Linked DNA regions of Mus musculus: region 1 is linked to region 2. Evidence: chromatin contacts called from ENCODE Hi-C or POLR2A ChIA-PET data. All regions are on one chromosome and are shown on one strand. Each heading gives the region's core, a stretch centred on a gene start or an enhancer-like site at or near the end of the contact. The rest is flanking DNA. Distances are from core to core; before and after follow the strand shown.

Evidence for each region. A loop is a pair of places that touch in the nucleus more often than their neighbours do. ChIA-PET counts read pairs that join two places held with the same protein, here RNA polymerase II (POLR2A).
Region 1: a map of left cerebral cortex shows a loop between it and region 2 (5-fold over the local background). The contact joins the enhancer-like site here to the promoter of Zfat in region 2. A Hi-C loop is called at or near these places in 1 of 37 maps with a recorded cell type or tissue (left cerebral cortex). POLR2A ChIA-PET finds 5 or more read pairs at or near these places in 2 of 5 experiments (Patski and embryonic stem cell).

The regions. Positions count from the first base shown.
Region 1 is chr15:68,294,426-68,297,125 of GRCm38, reverse strand. No RefSeq gene overlaps it. Among named protein-coding and RNA genes, the nearest start is that of Zfat, 37 kb to the right of the region's middle. Within about 2 kb of position 1,402, at least 1 of the 3 ENCODE cell types and tissues checked has a DNase peak (open chromatin) inside an H3K27ac peak, as active enhancers do; it is left cerebral cortex, where a contact is called at or near this core.
Region 2 is chr15:68,257,431-68,260,130 of GRCm38, reverse strand. Zfat (zinc finger and AT hook domain containing) reads left to right here and starts at 1,275. Exons shown (of 16, transcript NM_001145888.1): 1 at 1,275-1,463. The coding sequence starts at 1,445.

The sequences.
Region 1 (2,700 bases), core at 153-2,652, 37 kb before region 2:
CTCACGTCCCTAGCAAATCCATTCCTGCACTGGCATTAGAGCCTGCTTCTCTGGAATTCCAGTGTATATTGAAGACCAGGTGAGACATCCAACCTCACAGACTAAGCAATTAGTGGGTTCTCAGATCTTCTGTTCTTGGGCAGCCATTGTTGAATTAGCTGGTACATAGCCGGTAAATCATTCCAATAAATCCCCTTTCTAAATTTATAGAGAAAAATTCACTTGATAAATTTGTTACTCTAGAGAACCTTGACTAATACAGTATGTGTGCCGTTACTGAACATGTAGTAAAACAAGTATCTTTTAAAAAGAAGTTTTGCTGTGAGCAGGAAAATGAAGAAGCTCTGCCCTTCTGGTCAGGGTGTTGCTGCTCTCCAGGGCAAGCTGACAGAAGACACATGGATTAGAAGGTAGAAGTCCATGGTTCCCAAATGCTACCGTGTATATGTGAAAAACTCTAGAAGAATTTATGATCAAAATATTACTGATAATGTCAATAGCAATGCACCACAAAATCCTAAAATATCTTATTTCAACAAGAAATAATAGTTAACCATATAACTTACAATAATAACATACAAAGTATATTTTTGAAATTATTAGTTACTTAGGAATACATCCATACAAAGACTGACAAGGCTTCTAAAGGTTAAAAAAAAGGTTCAGAATAATTTGACAGACTATCTAAATGAACAGCAATTATACTGTTTTTATGCTTAGAAAAGACAGTATTATAAAAATGTCACCATCTCCTAAATAGTTTCATGTATCTAGCATAATCTCAATCAAAATCTTGATAAATTTTATATTATAGATTGTGATAAACCTGATTTTTAAATAAAAATATGAAGATTAATTTTATCAGATATTAAGACATAATATTAAATTTGTCAAGATGGTGCATCTAAGCAAATTCTCAGCAGAGGTATCAATGATGGAAATTTACCTAATTTATGATGAGGGTGAGGAAGTAAAAGACACCGTTTTCAGTAAGTTACTTATAGCAGACATTTTGGCTCATTCTTCCCTGGGCCCATGTATAAAATAGAGTCTGGGTATATTAAAGACCACTGGGTTATCTTCACACATTCTCACAGTTGTTCTGTGACAAAACTTGATCGGAGAAGCATCGTACATGTCTATTCATCACAGATAGGGAACCCAAGACTGACCAACATACAGCTGACATGTGTTTAACTTGGTGAACTATCAGTTTTACTGGGTTTGCTAAAAGAAATATGGGTGAGGGGCCACTTACAGGAGCAGAAATGACTCAGAGACAGCTTCATCACCAAAGCCCATTCCAGCATGGGTGACAGCTCACAAAAGCTGGGAACCTGGAGCTCACTGCACAGCCTGCAGGCAGCTCAGTCAGTTGGAGCATCTCTTTTCCAGATGCCCTAGTTGGTCTAAACCTCCCCCTCGGCTTATTTTAGGCATCTGTTCTTGTCTCGGAGTCTTCTTTGCAGCTCAAATGGAGACTTCCCAGCTTAACTCCTCTGAGATTTTCTTTGAACTTGGCTTCATTCCTGTCTGAGAGGGACTCTCAGCTTTTATTGTTTATTCTGGCAGAGAGGGGCCTAGTGAATCTGATCAGTTTCAGGGAGTTCCTGAAGCTATTTTGAGGGTGTTGTTGTTGTTGTTGTTGTTGTTGTTGTTGTTTTGATTTTTTTTTATCTTCCAGCTTAAGGAGCTTCTCTGAAGGATGAAATATTTCAGTCTTGGAGGAAACTGTTACAGAACCCAGTGTGACATTTTTAGGGGTGAAAACATTTGGGGCCCTCCCAAAGAGATGTGACTGAGCTCCCTTGCCCCTTCTTCCACATGGCCATATAGGGGCCCTGTCCACAGGAAACAGGTTCCCACCAAACACCAACACTGCTGGCTCCTGGATCCGGATCCTTCAAAGATTTAAACAATACATTTCTGTTACTTATAAATCCCCAGCTCTGAGGTAGTTTATTATAGCAGGTAAGGAAACCAAGACAAAGACTTAATAATTCTAACCTTTTAGAAAGTCATATGAGAGAATTTCTTAGTATTTTTAAATTATTTGTGTGAAAAATACAGTATAAAGGAAAAATGGTAAAGTAGGAAGTATGAAAACTCACCTACGGATCAAAATATAATGCAAAGAGTTTAAGTATAAGACATAAAATAGAAAAACATAATTGTAATGTTTATAATTTTTAAAAGGACCAGTATGCAAAATATATAAAGAATGTTAAAAAAAACAAATGAAAAAATACCAATAAAGCATGATAGAGAAAGGAAAGGTCAAAGGTGAATGCTCCTCACAGAAAGTGATGTCTACAGGGCTCATGGACATATGAAAAGCACTCAGTCTCTTAGTCACTTAGACAATTTAAGTCAGAATCAGATGCAACCATATTCTCAAAGGTTTGGCAAAAAAATCCCAAAGTCCAGCAATATAAAATGTGGGCCAGGCTATAAGTGATTTAGAAATTATGTGGTAATTGATGGTAAGAATGTGAGGCAAGAAAGTCTTTGCTGTGATATCACTGAATACAGGTGGATATTCCATGGACCCTGGAGATAGACTTGTTTATATAGATTAAGAAAAGGGACAAGAATATTGGGAACAACATTTTTAGTAATTACCAAAATCCAGAAATAAGTGAAAGGCTTGGTGTATGGAATATTGGTATGCATCTCTATAAAGTAAGGAGATAAATATTC
Region 2 (2,700 bases), core at 26-2,525:
ACTTCATGGACTGTCTATGTGATCTCAAAAAAGCTACACAACCTTCCTGAACACCTGTCCTTTGCTCACCTGCCCACTGAAATAAAGATGTTTTTAAATATGTACTAAACAGAAGAATGAAGAATTAGACCAGTCATCTTAAGGTTCACTGCCCAAAGGCACGTCAACGTTTCTGGTTTTTGTTTTTAAAAAAGTGAACAAAATGAATGAGCTCATTCAGTCGTTCAGTAGCATTACTATGAAATCTGTGATGGGTAGGCAAAGACTAAAAGACCCAGGGGCCTTTGTGACAGGACCCTCTCTCCGCTCGGCAAACTCAGTCCATGGCAGAAAGGGGTAGCAAACAGTTATGCGCAACTGAATGTGAAGAAGTAATAAACACATGACCTCGACCTGTGGGGGTAAGAGAGAGGAACCTAGAGCTGTCTGAGGAGCACTCCAAGCTAAACACTACAGAAGGACTATACTCAGCATTTCACCAGCACTGTAAAAACAAACCAGGGCTGCCCAGACGCCGGTCATTTCCGTCCTGCTTCTTTTAACATTTTTCTCTTGTTTCTGTATGTGTGGAGTACTTTTTTACAATGGCTAATTTAAAAACCTTTCTAAAAGATAGCTTTACCAGCACAAGTACGACTGTTATTATTATATATATACTTAATTGGCCAACTCTAAAACTCATTCCCAGTTTCGAATGCTAAAAAGCTGACCAAGATAGGTAGGGATAAGGGACTTCGATGTCGGTAGAAATATATTCTATCAAAGTTACGTGGAACAGACGCTTCCTGCAGCGTGCGGAGGGGGCTCTAAGCTCCTAACATAAAAAACGGAAAGGTGGTCACTGAGCTTCCAAAAAAAAAAAAAAAAAAAAAAAAAAAAAAGATGTGCGAGGCACTGTCACTTCCAACCCGGCTCGTCCCGGACCCTGGGAGAGCCTGCCTGGGCCAACTACACCTAGTCAACCCGACCGGCAACTTGGGAAACTGAGCCCCGGAAAAGCTAGTATGCAAAGGGGCGCACTAGCCTGCCCACTCGCAGCCGTCCCCGCACGGAAGAGGATTCAGGACATTCCGGGTCCTGACTCCCACGTCCCAGGATCACAGCGTCCCGCCCCGGGCGTGGCCCAAAACAGCGCGCAGAACGCCGGGACGAGAGGCCGGCACCTAGGGTAGCCGCGAGCATGCGCACTGTGCCTTGCGTGCCGAGGGCGGTTCCCCGCGACCGACGTCGCTACGTAGGCGTCGGATCCCCGGGGAGAGGAGGGCGAAGACTCCATCCGCCATGTTGGATGCCGCAGATTCGCCATAACCTCTCCGGCTCTTTCCCTAAAAAAATCAAAATAAAGAGCGAAGTTTCCTCAGGGTGTCCGACTTTCTCGCTCAGCCCGGGAGGGAGCCGGGAAGAGCCCGAGGCTTTTTTTTTCCTCCGCCGTGGGGGCGTTGCCATGGAGACGCGGACGGCAGGTGAGCGGGGATGGGGGTTGGGGCGCGGCGGGGTGGGGGTGGGGCGCGGCGCCGCGCGGGAAACCGCTCGTGGTGTGCAGTGGGGAGGCCGCGCGCAGACTCGGGCCGGCGGAGGGATCCACGGGCGGGCGGAGCGCCGACGTCGCAGCGTTCTGCGGCCCACGTTTGGAAGCTGGCTTGATCCTGCCGCAGGAAAGAAAAAAAAGGGAGGCGGTGGAGAGCAAGCGAGGGGAGCGCCCTGCGCGCCTGGGGAGCAGTTTCCAGGGCTGTGGGCGGTGCCAGGGCGCCCGCCAGCGGCCATCCGCGGGCGTCTGGCTGCATAGGTGTTCGAGTCCCGTTGCCTGCCGCTGTTTGTGTGAGCTTTGAGTTGGCTTCTTGCTTAGTCAACAGTTTCGTAAAGTAGATGACTTCCCCTTCCCAGTGATCAACCCCGTGTTCTTAGCCAGGACGTGCTTCAAGTCCAGCCTTCTCTAGTGACCTTCAGAGGGAGCGGCCAATGAGAGAGATGGGCTTTATCACGGGTGACCCTGTCCCATGCAAGTAGTCATTTGCCTTCTGTCTTTGGCCCAGTGCTGTAGGGCATTGTCCTCGTGCGCTTGAACGAAGTGGCTCCAGGCCACTTCCTCCAGGCAGCCCTCAGACTGTCTAGCCAGAAGCTGCTTTAGCTGGTCTCATTGGAAGGGTAGACTTTTCACTTAACCCCTGGTGACTCCCCTTAACCTTAAGCTTGTGACCTCTAGCCTGTGATTGACACCAATTTAGACTCTTGGACCCTGACTTCCGAGGGTCGCTGCCAGTGTCTCCTGGTTGTTCTTAGTTGGTCATTCACTGAAGAAGAGAAAAGTTGAGAGCCCAGATTCCTGACAGTGGAGCTTTAAAGAGATCGGACTTCTGGCTTGGAAAACAATGTGAACCATATGTTTGCTTGGCCTTTGTCACTGTCCCCTGGAATTCAGACAGGCTCTTAGTAGGGGTGACCTTCTATTGAATGACTGAGTGAAGGAGCTGCTGATCATTTGTACACGTCACTGTGGTTTCCTGCTGGAGCCTGGGTCCATCCATACAGGGGACAGAAAACTCACGTTCCTGGGGCTTACCTCCACTACTCTCCACCTTTAGCTTTGGAACCTATCACTTGATCTGTGAAATTAGTGTTGGTGCTACAGAGTGGCTATAGGTCAAAGGGACACACAACAAGCCCCAAACAGGTTATCTTTCTGTTTTCCAGCCATGACAA